Linked DNA regions of Mus musculus: all the other regions are linked to region 1. The links are chromatin loops, found by intact Hi-C in ENCODE. Cell type or tissue: left cerebral cortex. All regions are shown on one strand.

What was found. Hi-C counts contacts between places; a loop is a spot of excess contacts. Peaks named below come from ENCODE experiments on the same cell type or tissue, not always from the same donor. Only the 100,000 strongest peaks of a DNase experiment are listed, where the experiment ranks them.
Region 2: a loop joins it to region 1, with 3 times the contacts of the local background. A loop is called at or near these places in 2 of 42 quality-filtered maps.
Region 3: a loop joins it to region 1, with 4 times the contacts of the local background. A loop is called at or near these places in 2 of 42 quality-filtered maps.

Annotation. Positions count from the first base shown.
Region 1 is chr6:96,093,673-96,098,672 of GRCm38, forward strand. It overlaps 2900060L22Rik. Among named protein-coding and RNA genes, the nearest start is that of Tafa1, 17 kb to the right of the region's middle. In left cerebral cortex, no CTCF peak of the experiment used is centred here; DNase peaks (open chromatin) are centred at 240, 2,799, 4,331 and 4,747; H3K27ac peaks cover 348 bases.
Region 2 is chr6:95,902,423-95,907,422 of GRCm38, forward strand. Gm38864 (a long non-coding RNA gene) reads left to right here and starts at 2,699. Exons shown (of 3, transcript XR_869285.2): 1 at 2,699-2,967. In left cerebral cortex, a CTCF peak has its summit at 3,644 (motif pointing right); DNase peaks (open chromatin) are centred at 2,041, 2,450 and 2,841; H3K27ac peaks cover 687 bases.
Region 3 is chr6:95,633,487-95,638,486 of GRCm38, forward strand. The region is part of intron 2 of Suclg2 (succinate-Coenzyme A ligase, GDP-forming, beta subunit); the gene reads right to left. Among named protein-coding and RNA genes, the nearest start is that of Suclg2, 83 kb to the right of the region's middle. In left cerebral cortex, no CTCF peak of the experiment used is centred here; a DNase peak (open chromatin) is centred at 2,123.

The sequences.
Region 1 (5,000 bases):
TTGGGCACACAAGGGCATGTTTTGGCCACATGATTACCCAGGTGTTACAAAGTTGAATCTCCCCCTGGCTTTCTATTTTTCTAAAAGATCCCTCCCTAACTTGTAAATGGCATCATCATTTCTACCTAGAACAAAAATGGGGACTCAGTGCAAAGGAAGCCAGAAACATCTGATTCAGATGTGACTCTACCTCTGTGGGTGTGTTCCACACAAACTGTGATGTGACAGAGAGCCACTTGGCTTACAGATGCCGTATCCCAGATATCCTCTTTGTTTGTGGGTATTCCTGGAACTTTCTGCTGAGAAGTGTTCATTCTTATTTCTGGCTCCTGGCAGCCTACAGAGGCTCCCTGTTACTGCTGCAGGCAGGTTACTGATGGGGCTTGTGCTTTATTGTCCTATCTATCAAGTCCTATTTATTTTTAAAATAAACTTTAAGTGTACTGTAAACTCCCTTCACAAACAGATTTTTCCTCCTCTTTTACACTTGACAAGCCCCTAAAAGGAATAGTAACTCTGTCTCATAAATATTTGAACCTGAACCTTTTAAGAAAGAATTATACTTAGGGTATTCAAGAATAGGGAAGGTCTCTGTATAAACTCTGAATCCAACTACTTATTTCCCCATCTCTTTCCATCCCATTTTCTTCCTCCCTCCTCCCTCCCTCTCCCATGTCTCTGTCTCTTCCTTCCTTTTTTCCTCCCTCCCCTTCTCCCTTTCTTGGTTCTTTTCTTTTATTCTTCCTTTCTCCCTCTTCCTTTCTTCCCTCCCTCCCTCCCTCCCTTCCTTCCTTCCTTCCTTCCCTTATTCCTTTTATTTGTCTTATATTATCATATCCTGAACTCAAATCTATCTAAAGACTATCACCCATACTACTCTTAAGCACTGTAATATTATGCAAATGTATTTTATTAAGAAGGCAAAGTGGATTCTCACTTCCCAGCTCACCAAATCTAAAGGTATTAAATCTCTTACTTGGTCCTCTCTCATGGAACCTAGAATTCCATTCAACCATGGCATGCCATTTGATCCAATGCAAAGCTGATTAGGAAGGATATCACCATGGTAGGACATAAAGGAGCTTGGTATTTAGAGTCATGCTCACTTTGATTCAACTTAGACTTCGGAGTGACAGGCTCTCAGGGTGCCTGCTATCCTTTCACACTGTACTTCCTCCTGTGAATCCTGAGACCCAATAATAATCCTTTGGGTGACTATTCAGGATATTGTCTAATTATTTCCAACTTTTTTCCTTCTAAGCATATTCCTCCAGTTCTTGGTTAGGCAGGCTATAGGATTTGTTATAGCTAACAAGAAGTATGTAAACTCCTTTCTTAACCCAAATCTTGGGGATGGAGAGATGGGTCAGTGGTTAAGGACACTTGCTGCTATTCCATGGAACTAAGTTTTGATTCCCAGTACCTATACTAGGCAATTCACAACCACCCATAACTCTTATTCCAAGGAGCCAATGCCTTCTTCTGGCTATTGTGGGCATTACACACACATGGTACACAAACCATATATGTACACATAAAAAAACCTCCTATATCCTCCACTTCTCTCTCTCTCTCTCTCTCTCTCTCTCTCTCTCTCTCTCTCTCTCTCTCTCTCTCTCTCTCTCCCTCTCTCTCCCTCCCTCTCTCTCTCCCTGGCTCTGTGTGTATGTGTGTAAAAGAAAACAGGTTTCCTAAGAGCACTGCAGGGGGCAGCAAACTGTGTGGTAACCATTGTGGTGCCTATTCTAGTTTTTTCCTTTACCTGTGGGTCTGCTAATATTTTCAGCAATCATAGATAGATATTTACATAAAAAACAAACAAAGCTACTAGTAGCCTCAGAAATTCAATTGGACTCTCCTTAAGGGAATTCTTTGGTCTTGTTTGCACATTTGGACCATTATCTGGTGACAGTACATGGAAATTCCTAATTGGACAAGCATGAGTCATGTGACTTTCCCTTCAATCATGACTATTTTAGAGCACTGTGGTCAATGGGCTTTGAGCACTAACCCAGAGACAGAGGGGAGGGAGTAGGCTGCTTAGTAGTCATGTTAGGATACTCATTACAAAACTCTTCAAAAAGCTTACAGAGAGATAGGAGAGAACTTTGTAAGAGAACCATTCACCTTAAGTTTTATACTTAAGAGCTAACCTCCATCAACACTTCTCATTGATTTCCTGGGGCTCAGGAACAGAAGTATTGGATGGAACGTCTCATGGTTGCCTGTGAGAAACAGAAATGAAGCTTCCAAGGTAGACTCTTAGGTCTCCAGTAGAAGGATCTAGGCTTAGAGGCAGCATGTATTTATCTGGGTAAAACTCGTATCTCCAACCATGAAAGGGCACACAAAGTGACCAATCTCTAGTTGACTTGTGAACATTCTCCCAATGATGTAGGAAAAGTCACTAAACATCTCCAAGGGTAATAAAGCATTATAATGCTATAAGAGTCAGAAACCTCTGAAAATTATCTGAATTCTACTTTGTAATGTGGGAAATACTCGAAAATTTTACTAATAGGAAATGTTACACTGGGGGAAAACTGACTTGCTATTCTTGGCCACGCAAGTTCTGCTAGAGGGTATCATGATTGCTGTGGATACACGTTGGGCAATTTCATATACCAGCCCTTCCTCCATTGTCACTTGGCTCAGAAAATTTCATGAAATTATACAAATCCCTGAAATCTAATATTTTTATGTGATAAAATTGTGTAAGAGGAGGGGGTGGAAGAGAAGTTTGGAAAATATGATGACAGATGGCAAGTGGGCTCAGGCACATAGCGTTCCTATATATAGGGGAGGGGACAATCTGGTTAATCAAGGGGAGGGGGGGCAGTTTTAAATTTAGTTCCAAGTATTTTATATATTCAGCAACATCATGTGTAGTGTAAAAGTGTACCGAAGCAGCTGAGCTGGGTAGAATTTTTAATGTTTTTCTTGGTTGGGGGTGAGCTGTGTGATCTGTATTTTCAACAGCTTTACATATTATTTCATGATGCCTACATCTGAAAATCAAATTGTATCCATAGGTTTGGGGTACGTCTTTTGAAAGAGGACTGAGAATATATTTCTAGAGAGTTTCTTCCAAGGAAATCTAAGGCATTTCAAAGACTATGGTCATTACAACTTACTTAGCACATGGGAAAAGTATGGCAAATATTCTCAATGAAGATGATTCTAGAGCTTGGTGGGAGGAGCAATGGGGAGGCAGGAGAAAGTCCTGAGAGCAAAGCCCAGCTTTACGTAATGCAGGACAGGTAAACTGTGTTGCCTGGCATAAATCACTTCAGACGTTTGGATCCTAATTTATTATTAAAATGAGCGTTCAGGGGCTGAAAAGATGCTTCAGTGCGTAAAGAGATTGTTGTACAGATGCAAGTACCAGAGTTTAAATGTTTGGAATCCACATAAAGCCAGATGTGATGTCACGCATCTGTCATCTTTAGCACTCCTGCAGTGAGTTGGAAGGCGGAGACCTGAGAATCCCTGGAAGCTCATGGGCCAGCCAGAATAGGCAGTTTGGTGTCCAACCACAAGAGAAGGTGAGGATCAATATCCCAAGTCTAACCGCCTTAATCTCTAGTAAAGAGAATCTGGGGCCGAGTGTGCACTGGGCTTGGTTTTCCTAAACAAAGGACTTTCCTACCTCATGTATTCATTGTCATTTCCTAGTATTGTTCTCACCTTAAGCCCTCCTTCGAAAGGACTGTTGGTGACATGGTAGTGACATGCCTCTCATGTTTGGATACAAAGGGAAAATTATGTCTTGGGTGAGAGAAAGGCAACTTTCCAAAAGATGTTCACATACCTTGGCTGGCCCAAAATGACTTTGCTTCCCACCTCTAATGATGACCAGGAAATGGATCTTCTGTGTATCATAGGAAAGACTACTAAAATTACAGCCAGCTCAACAGAGAAGTTGGATTAACATGAGTGAAAACCAAGACAAGAGATATATTTAGAGCAAGCAACATTGAAATCTGATAGACACTCCTTGGAACACTTACTCTTCATCTACTCTGTGAATTTAAATAAGAGCTAGGGTGTTTGTGTGTGTGTGTGTAACCATGACAATGAAGTAAAAGTTTCATATGATAGCTATTACCATACAAAGCACATAGTAAGCACTCAGTAAATATACCTACATTGGACTAACCTTACATCTGTTAAACATAGCAAATGTATTTTTTAGTTGGCAACTAATTAAGAAATTGCAGGTATTTCTGGTGTTGCCATAGTGACACAAAATCTACCAAAATAAGTTTTTGTTTTAGCACAGTGGTTTTCAAACTTGGCTGCATATTGGAACTAACTAGGGAACTGTGAAAAATACCATTGCCAGAGTCTATCATCCAGAGATGCTAATTTGATGGATCTCGGGGTAGGGTCTCGGGGCATGGATGCATAAATACATCATCCCTTACTGGGATTCACTGCCAAACCTCTGGCTTAAGGAATATAAGTAGGGGCATTTCTTCCTTTTGAACAGAGCCCAAGGTTTCCTCGACTTCCTTTTACAATACTCTTTCCCTTTGCTCTAAACTAGTAACGGCTAGGTTCTCTTGTCTGAACTGGCACCATTACAAGTGCCACACATTCTCCATTACAGTATAAAAAACGCTGTATGTGAGGGTGGAGACCAAGAGTGGGGAAGGAGGCCCACTGTCAATATGTTGTGTGAGAAGAAAGAAATGAAAGGATAGGAAAGAGAAAACGAGAAAGGAGGCGAAGAGCACTTCCTTCTGGTGCTGGGATGTGGTGAGAGAGGCCCTTTTAGGCACGCTGAGTCTCAGCATCCCACACAGACACCCATGCTCACACAGACACATCATCTGAATCTCTTCCCAGCCTCCTCCCGCTCAGCCCACTGCCAACCACTCACTTAACATCTTGCTAAGAATTTATAAAACATCTCAAACATGAATAAGTGAGAAGTGACAGAGTTTGTTCATTCATTCACACATTCATTTATTCATATTTTCTATAAATATTGATTG
Region 2 (5,000 bases), 190 kb before region 1:
GCTACTTTAGTGATGGATAGCCGTCTTCATACACATTTGCAAACCCACAGAATGTGTAGCTCACAGTGGTGCCTAATTTAAACTGTAGCGTTGGAGTTATAATGACGTATGAGCATAGGTGTGTTAGGTGTATTGAATGTACTGCTCCGAAGCAGGTATGAGTAGAACCAGACCATGGGTGTATATCAAGATAAGAGCTAGATGGTTTGGTTTTATTGTTATTTGAACCTGCTCTAAAAATAAATTTTATTATTGAAGTACTTGAAGTCCTAGAAACAACTTCCTTCCATGTTTTTTGTTGCATTCCTGACCCTTGCCAGGTCTGGACTTTGCTCTTTGCATTTTTATTACATGACACAGCAGGTGCTATTTCAGATCTCTGAAGGTCTCAGGCTTTGTTACAATGGTGGATTTTGTTAGGTTCAGTTTTCATTGGCTTAATGAAATTGCTGTGCAATGGGAAAGCTTCCTTGCCATCAGTGGGTTACCAAGGCACAGAATAACGATAGAGGCTTGCTTTGGTTTTCCCCACCTTATATACTAGTTCTCAAAAGAATGTGACTACTTCTCTGGCTGCAGGGGCTGACAGTGCCACAGATGTCACAAGCAAATTAATGCTGGCAAAAATGGTGTTATTGAGCTGACATGGGCATCAATTACAGATGTGATATACAAACATATTCTTGGCTCATACTGTTCAATCTTACTGCAAATGAGTGGACATGCACTTCTAAATTTTTATTAGCTGTCAAATACTCATGTATCCCAAGCGTCTGCCAAACAGTGTCTATGAGTTGAGCATGCCTGATGAAGACTTGGCCAGTTATAACTTGGGGTCTGTGTGGGTGGCCCCTTCAACACGGTAGAAAGGTATATGGTAGATGGGAACTCTAGCCTGATCTGAAAGAGAAACTGCTATCTGAATTTCCAAATGATTTTTCTGAGTTTAAAGATTGTCAAATAACATGGAACTTTAAAACACCACAGCCCAACTCCAGCAGAACTCAGCTGCAGTTACGTGTGTTTTATGTCTTGCCCAGTACATCATTTCTGCAATAGGCAAGTTGATGCTATTGTTTCTGTGGCTGTTTTTGTTTGTTTGTTTTGGTTTTGTTTGTTTTCTTGTTTTTTCTTTTGGAGGTTGATGGCCTCATCTCATTGTGCCTCAGTTTCTTCTTCAGTTCCAGATAGTGACTAACATCTTAGGAAGATCCCATCTGGCTCTGTGTGTCACTTTACTAAAGGACGCTGGGGCTCAGAGAAGTTAAGAACCTTGCATGGGGTTGGCTAACTCTTGAGTAGTTCAATCCTTGAGTCAAGTCTGCTTGTGTGGCCTCACCATTCACAGAGTGCTGTCTCCTTTTATTAGTAAAGCAGCCTGTGCCATTGAGTATCTCTCTACTTGAGAACTCTCTCCTGTTCTAGGCCGTTAGTGTACTCCGGTGAGTGAAAGCAGAGTTGGGAGAATCGAACACACAGTGATCTAGCCCCAGTGCTGTGCAGGACCCTGCTGTATATACATACATTGTTATTTTGATTTGGATACAAAATCTCCCTATGTGAGGCTATTATTTTCTTTCTGAGAAGCTGAAAACAAACAAGCCAACCAAAGCTGAGCGACTTGAGCCATTCTGGAGCACACAGGAACTGCCCAGGTCTCCTAGACCTTCAAAGCCTATGTTCTTTTACACTTCCTCCTGTCTCCCTCCTCTAAGCTTGCAATGACACCCAATGTCACTGTCTTCATTTCCACAGCACCACAACCTCTGCCAGATGGCTGCAACCTCCAAGCTGCTTTCCTAGAGGACAGCCAAGGATCGCAAGCAGCATGATGTCTTCCAGGTTCCTCCCTAACTACTGCTCTACCCTCCCCCTCCTTCAATTGCCTTTCTGAAACTCATTTACCAGCCCCGGCAAATGCACCATCTCTGTTGGGGGCCTGGCAGGAAGTAGACCAAAACTCAAACGGGATTAGTGAGCCGAGCTGAGTTATATTTGGGAAGCATTACATAGGCATGGCAGCGACAAGAGAAACCAGCAAATGGGCTGACGTACCCCGTGGCTAGCAGCAGCAGGGAGCAGCCATTGGTGCCCAAGAGCAGCTGTGGCCTTGGAAGAATACAGCGCTGCCGCTGCCGTCTCAGAGCTTGGCAGGGAAGGAGCTAGGGAATAAACTAGCCACATCTCCTCCATCTATCAAGAACAAACACATCTAAGAGACAGGAAAACAGTGTTGAGTGGCGCAGGTGGGACAAAGTAGGGACCAATGATCCCGCTCATTTCCTGTATGCTATTGCTGCCTTTCCAGGTGTGAGCATTCTGAAGGGTCGCTCTGCCAGCAGAGATCAGGCGGTCCTACCCACGCGGTTGTTGTCTCTACTTCCCTGCTAGAGTTATAGCCAGCTTGCATCTAAATACACCTTCAGCTTGGTACCAGCAGGCCTGAGCCTTTCCATCATCTGGCTCAGACAATCGGCATTTTCAAGTGCAGGCTTGAGGATGCTGAGGAGAAAAGCTGTTTTCTTTCCCAAGCGCATCTGCACACTGAACATCTGTATAGCCCTGCTTCTCCCAAGGACCTGGACCCAACAGTGTCTTTACTTTTAGGCTTCCAGGAGAATCCTGTTTTTTTTTTTTTTTTTTCTTCTTGGATCCTTTGGGGGTATTCTTCTTTTCCCCAACCTCTCTGCTTCCAGACCCACAGTACCAGCAGATTAAGTTATTTTAATTTTATGAATATGCATATACAAAAGCCTAAGCTATTTTCTGAGAGAAAGTGCAAACGAGTCTGCAGGAAATGTGCGGCTATTTCTGCTGATGGGTAGAAGTATGGCTGAATCACACCCAGAGCTACTGAGTGCATTCCGTGAGTAGCGAGTGCCTTGCTTTTCTGGATCAGAACGGTTTTTCAATGTGCTGGTGATGCTTAGACAAATGGTATTCGTTTCCCCGACAAGGAAACGTCAGGTTTGTCTTCTTTAAATGCTTATTACTAAGTGCAGGGATTTATGCATGCTAGCACACACTGACTACTTAAATTATGTCTCTAGATCTCAAAAGTAAGATTTGTCCTTTCAGAGAGAGAGAGAAAGAGAGAGAGAGAGAGAGAGAGAGAGAGAGAGAGAGAGAGAGAGAGAGAGAGAGCCCTGTATGCTGTCCAGTTATACTGTGGCCTCACTTACGCGGAATGACAATGAACATCCTAAGTCATTGTTAGGCCTCCTCCGACACCACTTCAGCTAGAAGATGGGAAGATACCTCATTACTGATGAGTGCAGCGACAGCCAGACTCCCTGATTGGCATTCTGTGAATTCTTTCTTAGAGGCACGGGGACTCCCTTTTGGCCATCAAAGGGATGATTGCCTGGGTTCTCCTTTTGACTTTTGACTATGCCTGGGTTGGGGCTACTAGTTTTACTCATGGTGTTTTGATAGAGGTTAAGTAAGGATGCTGTCTGTAAGCTTTCTGGCTCTTCCAGTCATCTCTTTTCTACTTCTGTGGCTAGAGTGTCCAGGCTTTGAGAGTGGTATTTTACTGGTAGTTTTGGCTTGCCAGTCTATTCTCTATACTGGTAGCAGGTGTCCAGGTTGGATAGTAAAATCTCCCCCATAGGCTCCCGTGTTTAGACACATGTTTACCAGATGGTGGCACTGTTCTGCGAGGTTGTTGAAGTGTTGGAAGCTGGAGGCCTAGCTGGAAGAAGTAGGGTTCTGAGGAAGGTGGAGCTCTGAGAATTATAACTCACTTGCTTCAGTTTCTCCATTTTCTGTGTGTGCCTGTGTTGTAACTAGCCACTCAAACCTCAGCCGCCACCACCATGAGCCATTGCCATCACCAAGCCTTCCCCGTCATGATGGGCTGTATCCTTTGAGGTGATGACCACAGTAAATCCTCACTGCCCACTTGGCTTTTCATGAGATTTTAGGCCACGGCGCTGAGGAAAGGAAACTGGCCAATACTCCTGGCAAGGCAAGGGTTTCCACTGTGCTTCCTGTTTCAGGCTATTTGGGATATCTCATCTTTCTCTCGCAATTTATATTTCATGATCTTCTTGACAAGTGTCAAAGAAGGACCTGAGAGGAGTGAATGTTTAGATAGATAGGGCCTTCTCATTCTTCTTCCTTAAAATTCCTTTAAAAATTTTAATTTATTATTGTTACTATCATATGTCTATATGATGTATGCATGTTGGTTCACATGCCACAGTGCATGTATGGAGATCAGAGAACCATTTTGTGGAGTCTGCACTCTCCTTCTGTCTTCATATGGGGGAGGGGTCAAACTTAGGTAGTCAGGTGGCACCACCACGGAGGAAGCCTCGTTACCCACCGAGGCATCTGGTTGGCTCACCTGAGTTTTTCTCTCTAATAATGAAATTAGAAATATATGGTCTACATGTCTGAGGAGGTGATATCCCGACAATATTTGATCTTCTAATCTATGAACCATGGGCACATTTATATGACTCTAATTTAATCATTTAATGACATTTCATAGAGTATCACAAATATGTTTTTTAAAAATTATTCTAATTGCTTGGTATTCCATACATGCATAGAAAGTGCTTTGATCAAACCATTGTACATTTCATTTGTTTATTAGATGACTAGTTGTGTTGAAATTTTGGTTGTTTTTCTAATTCATAGATGCTTTTTTTCCTTGCAACAATAGACATGTAATTTAGTGTTTTACTTCTAAGAGCTGAAGTTTCATTTCTATTTTGTTTGCTTGATATGTAATTGGTTTATTTTTTATCCCTGGGTATATGTGTAGAATCTCTTATTAAACTTGTCACTTTGAAACAATTTTCTCCTGTCTTCACTCCTGATGAGGTGAGAAAAGTGACAGCTAGTATTGTCTGCACTCTGAAAACACCCTACAAGTCCAGATGTGCTCAGAAGATGCCCTGCCAGTCAGATGTGCTCGAAGCTGTTTGCCACCCAGGCTCCTGTTTCCTCTGAACTTCAGGACTCAGCGATCTTTATTTTGCATTCTCCCT
Region 3 (5,000 bases), 460 kb before region 1:
ACTGACACCTGACGACTTAACGCCCATGCCTGTCTAGAGCTTTCCAGTGCTAACCCGTTGGGTTAGGCTAGCACTGCTTTAGATCTGGCTCTTTTCTGAACTAATTCTCATCTGACCTGGCCTTGCCTTGGAAGGAACATGATCAGGACAGACAACACTTCTCTGGTCCTTTTGCTGTTATGGAGAAGAGGAATATTAATGAAAATTGATCACATGGTAAAAAATGATCTCTAAGGCTTAGATATCAGGCAGGGGGTATTTTTTAGAACGAGAACACTCCATCATCTGGCTCGAGCTGCAAGCGGCTGACATAAGCTGCGGAGATCTAAGAGCTGAGTGCACATGCAGCCTCCACGATGAGCTGCCTTCTCCCTGGGGTCACTCCCACCCATAAGGACTTCCCTGTTGCAATTATTTTCATCATAGGTTTCCCTCAATATTTCAAGAATGCCAACTTCAACCAACCCCTACCCAAATTAGCAATAAATAAATAATCATCCTGTATTATTATAACCACACAAGCAGTTAAATAAATTGCAAAGCCTCTCCAAAAGAAACCTATGACTTCTACTTTTTTAAAGTCAGTTTGGTGTTTTGTTTGTTTTCTTTCTGTAAAGAAGACAAGAAACTCTACATGTAACTTTCAAGGATATCCACTGAGGTTTAAGCTAGTGAGCGAAACTTCCCAGCCCACATCCACAGGACAGAAGCTAGAACACCACTGACCAACACCAGGAAACAACAGAAAGGCAATGGATACTCACCAAGCCCTAAAATGACCTAGACTGTGTGAAACAGAATTCTCTTCCTGCTGAAACAGAATTCTCTTTCTGCAAATGAAATGCTTTATAGGGATGAGGAAGGTGAAGTGAGGAGAATCTAGGCTGGTGGAGGAAGCTGCAAATGAGATCCTTTGTCAAAATGATAGGAGGTAAAGACAGACACCAAAGACTGTCTTCTGACCGACACACTCAAAGGCACATGTGCATGCACACACAAAGAAAAGAGGGAGAGTGGAGGGGAAAGGAGGAAATGTAAGAAGGAAAGGGGCTAAGGGGGGGAGGGGAGAAAGTGAGAGGGATGAGAGAGGGGTCAGAGGAGAGAACAGGAAGGAGAGGGGGATTAATGAGACATTGATTTTGAGCATCCAGAAATAAGCCATCTTTGTAGTAAAATCCAATAACACGAATTCAGTCACCAGGCAGCCAACTAATGTGCCCTTCCCAAGGTCTGTGGCGCTCCTGACACTGGGAAGCCTCCTTCCTTGAGGAGTCCTTTGAGAAGGTAAGGGTGTCTCTGGGATCTCCTGTTTTTATGTGCTCTATTGGTTGAGTTTCTCAAATGTTCAACATTCTAGAACATACTCTGGCTATTTTAGTTTGAAAGTGACACCTTGTCTGGTAGATGGGGACAGAGGCTCAGACAGTCTTAGGCTCAAATGCAAAATCCGACTTAACTAATTTCAGAATCATAAGTAAGTTTGGGAGGTGGTGGGAACAGGACGTGATCTAAAGCGCCCTGGCCCCCATATCCTGGGGTGGGTACTCTCTTAGAGGAGGAGGGCCTTCCCGTTTTCTGTGGCTGCTGATGGTAACACCCATCGCTGGCACTCTCAGTCACACTGGAGATGATAATTAAAAGTGCATGTAGTTTATTAAGTCTTAACTTCTGAAAAGCCACACTCAGCAAATGCCATCTAGTCAAACACACAGCACTCACTCATCCTTCTCCTCTACTCCAGTGAACCTTACTTTACAGACTGGGGAACTCAGCTAAATATGATTAAGCCTCCTGGTAGTGCCTGGTGACTGAGAAGCAGAGCAGGAAGTGATGACGCTAACTCTATTCACTCGGCATGATCACTCATCTTAAAAACATTTAAGCTTCCCAAATGAAAACAGGTAGTACTATTTCCAGCCACCTCATCTACCTGGAGAGAAACAAGGCCAAGCTGCCGTGCTTAGCACACTGGAATAAATAAAGCAGTAAGACATGAGTAAGGGCCTATCATAAAGAATTCCCACATTGTGTCTGCAGTCAGCATAATAACGTGGCATTTCTTCTCATTCTGCATTCCATCTGGGTAATTCAGTGGAGTCTTAAAAGTGACAAATGAATGTGAAAAAGAGCTCACATCTCTTCTGAGTGTGAGAGGCTGCCAGGAGGACCCTTGGAAAGTGCAGTGACAGCTGGACTGGAGGAGGACAGAGTTTGAAAGGAGTTCCATGCTTATTTGGTGTGCTTAACTTTTATATTAAAAAGACAATTGAAAACTAGCTTACAGGCCTGCAATCCCAACTACTAGGGAGGCTGAAGTAGAAAGCTCACAAGTTCAAGACTTCTATTGGTTCCAGAGTCTATCTGAAAGCAGCCTAGGCAAGTTAGTGAGTCCCTAGGTCAGCAAGTACACACACACACACACACACACACACACAAAACCAAGGAGAGGAAGACAACAGAAACAACCTGAGGTGATGAAAATTTAAGTAAACTACATTTTACTAATAGAATTAATATTACTAAATCTGGCCCAAAACAAAAGAAACGGTTTTGAAAGGTGTCACTAATGCCCACATCGCAACATCGTGCATTGGATGCACTTTTGTCCTTTTGAAAAAAGGGGGGTGGGGGGAGTTGGAGGGGTATGTTTCCTTGTTGTTTGGGGGGGGGGGTGTTTCTTTTAAGACCTCTCATATAGTCAATGACTGGCTCAAACTCATTTGATATGTAGCCAGTCCTGATCCACCTACCTCCTACCTTCACCTCCCAAATATAGGGATTTTAGGTGGTACTGGGAATCCAACTCAGGCCTGTGGATATTAGGCAAGCAATCTACATTTTGAGACAGAGTCTTACAGCAGCCACACTGGCCTCAAAGTTACTATGTAAAGAAAAATAACCTCGAATCTCCCTGCCTCTACCTCCAGGAGGGCAGGGATTACACCAATAGCTTAAAACATGAAATTCTTAAAGAGGCTAACTGCCTTTAGAAGATCAGAAAAATGTCAGAGCTCTGCAGTATTTTCCAAAATGGATGTTCCTTGCACATTTACCAAGATTTCACTAAAACAAGCCTCTTAAAATTAGTAAGTTACCTGTCAGCCCCTTAAAGACAGATGGCCACCAGGAGACAGGAGAGGATGTTAGCATTCTGTTCCACACAGCTGTTCAGACCAACAAAAGGCCATTTCACTTTCCATAACACAATAAGCTTTTGTCTAAGATTTCTTATATGATGCATAAAAATGAAAATCTCATGCCACCGCTTCTGTTACACATCTGGTTATTATTGAGTAAATGCCTTTAATAGTAAAAACAATCATAACAATAAATTTAAACTAAAGTCGCCTCTGTTTTCTTTTAAGCATCCCAGCACTTTAAGTCCTCTGCTACCCAGAACTGCACACTGCTGGGTGCTCACATCCTCGGGCTCTGCTACACTTCTAACACATTACCAGCTTACTGCTGGGCTCCTCTTAGTGAGAAAACATCAACAGCTGATATCTGAGGCCTCACACGTCCTTCCGGTTACTCCTTTCAAGAAAGCATTCCTGTAATTTTATCAGAAATCTAACACGTGAAAAAATAAGTCAACACAGCATTAGTGTCACACGTCTGAAATGAGATTTTGATTTGTTAGTCTCTAACACATTACTTACATTACTATAAATCATGCGAAGATGAAGACATTTGGCACCTAAGCTCTGAAATAACCAACAGCAAGAGCAGGCCTGCATTTATACTCAGAGCTCTTCGGCCTATGTTTTCATCAGAAGACATGATGCCTGATATTTAAATATATGGCCAGGTTTTACACACCACTTGTGAGGAGCAACTACTTGCACCAAGCCTTTAAAGTAACAATGGACTTGTGACACTCCAGTCCTGTAAGAGAAGGGGAACTGTCTCTCTCCCTGAGAGACAGTTCAGGGAGCTCATTTAACACTGGTAAAATGATTAAGGCTTGAATGGACTGCTAGTAAGAAGTGATTCTAGTGGGAATGTTAAGGAACAGTTCAGAGAGCTCATTTAACATTGGTAAAATGATTAAGGTTTGAATGGACCAGCAATAGCTTAAAGTAAGAAGTGATTCTAGCAGGAATGTTAACATTCCTCCATTACAAGCGATGAGATCCCACAGAACAAAACCACACCCCTTTACAGACCTAATGACCTAGGGGATGTTACACCTATTTCTACAACCTGAATTCCTTCCACTCCCCTACCAACCATAACCCTAGCTTTCATGAACGCCACCCTGTGTGCTGAAGGCACCATGCTCATTTCCCAAGCATCCCATTTTCTTACAAGAGTGGCCCACAGTCACATGTCACAGCACAGCATCCCTCCACATTAGTCCCGCGATATCCTCCCCTCACTATCTCACCACCCCTTTTATTTCCTCATAGCTCTGATAAACTTGCATCATTATTTTGTAACTTTTCACACATTTATTTTCTATCTTTTCTAACTACGATTCATAGCCCCCTCCCCAAAACATACCTACCCAGTTATATTATCCAGCACCAAATGTGTATATACAGGTGTACACTGATAAAGAAATAAACTGTTTGCACTAACCTGACCACTGTAATTATAACAGAATAAAATCGACAAATCTATATTTGTTCAGATTCATTCTGTTGCCATGACAAATACCACAACCAAAAGCAAACTGGGGGAGAAGAGGTTCTCTCTGGCTTACATTCACTCAGGGAAGCCAGGTCAGGAACACAAGCTGGAACTTAAGAAGGACCTTGAAAACATCATAGAATTGGGAAAATGGGCGAGTTGTGTGTTCATGTGGTGACAGGGAGATTACAGTTGTTTATCACAGGAGCTTACATGTTGATAAAGTTCTCACAGTTCCAAAGTGCTACAAGAAGCTTTGGTCATATTTTAATCTATAAGCAATTCTACAAGCTAAATAAGCATTAAAGTTTGATTCTGAAAATGCCAAAAAAAAAAAAAAGGACCTTGAAGCAAAAGCCAAGGAGGGA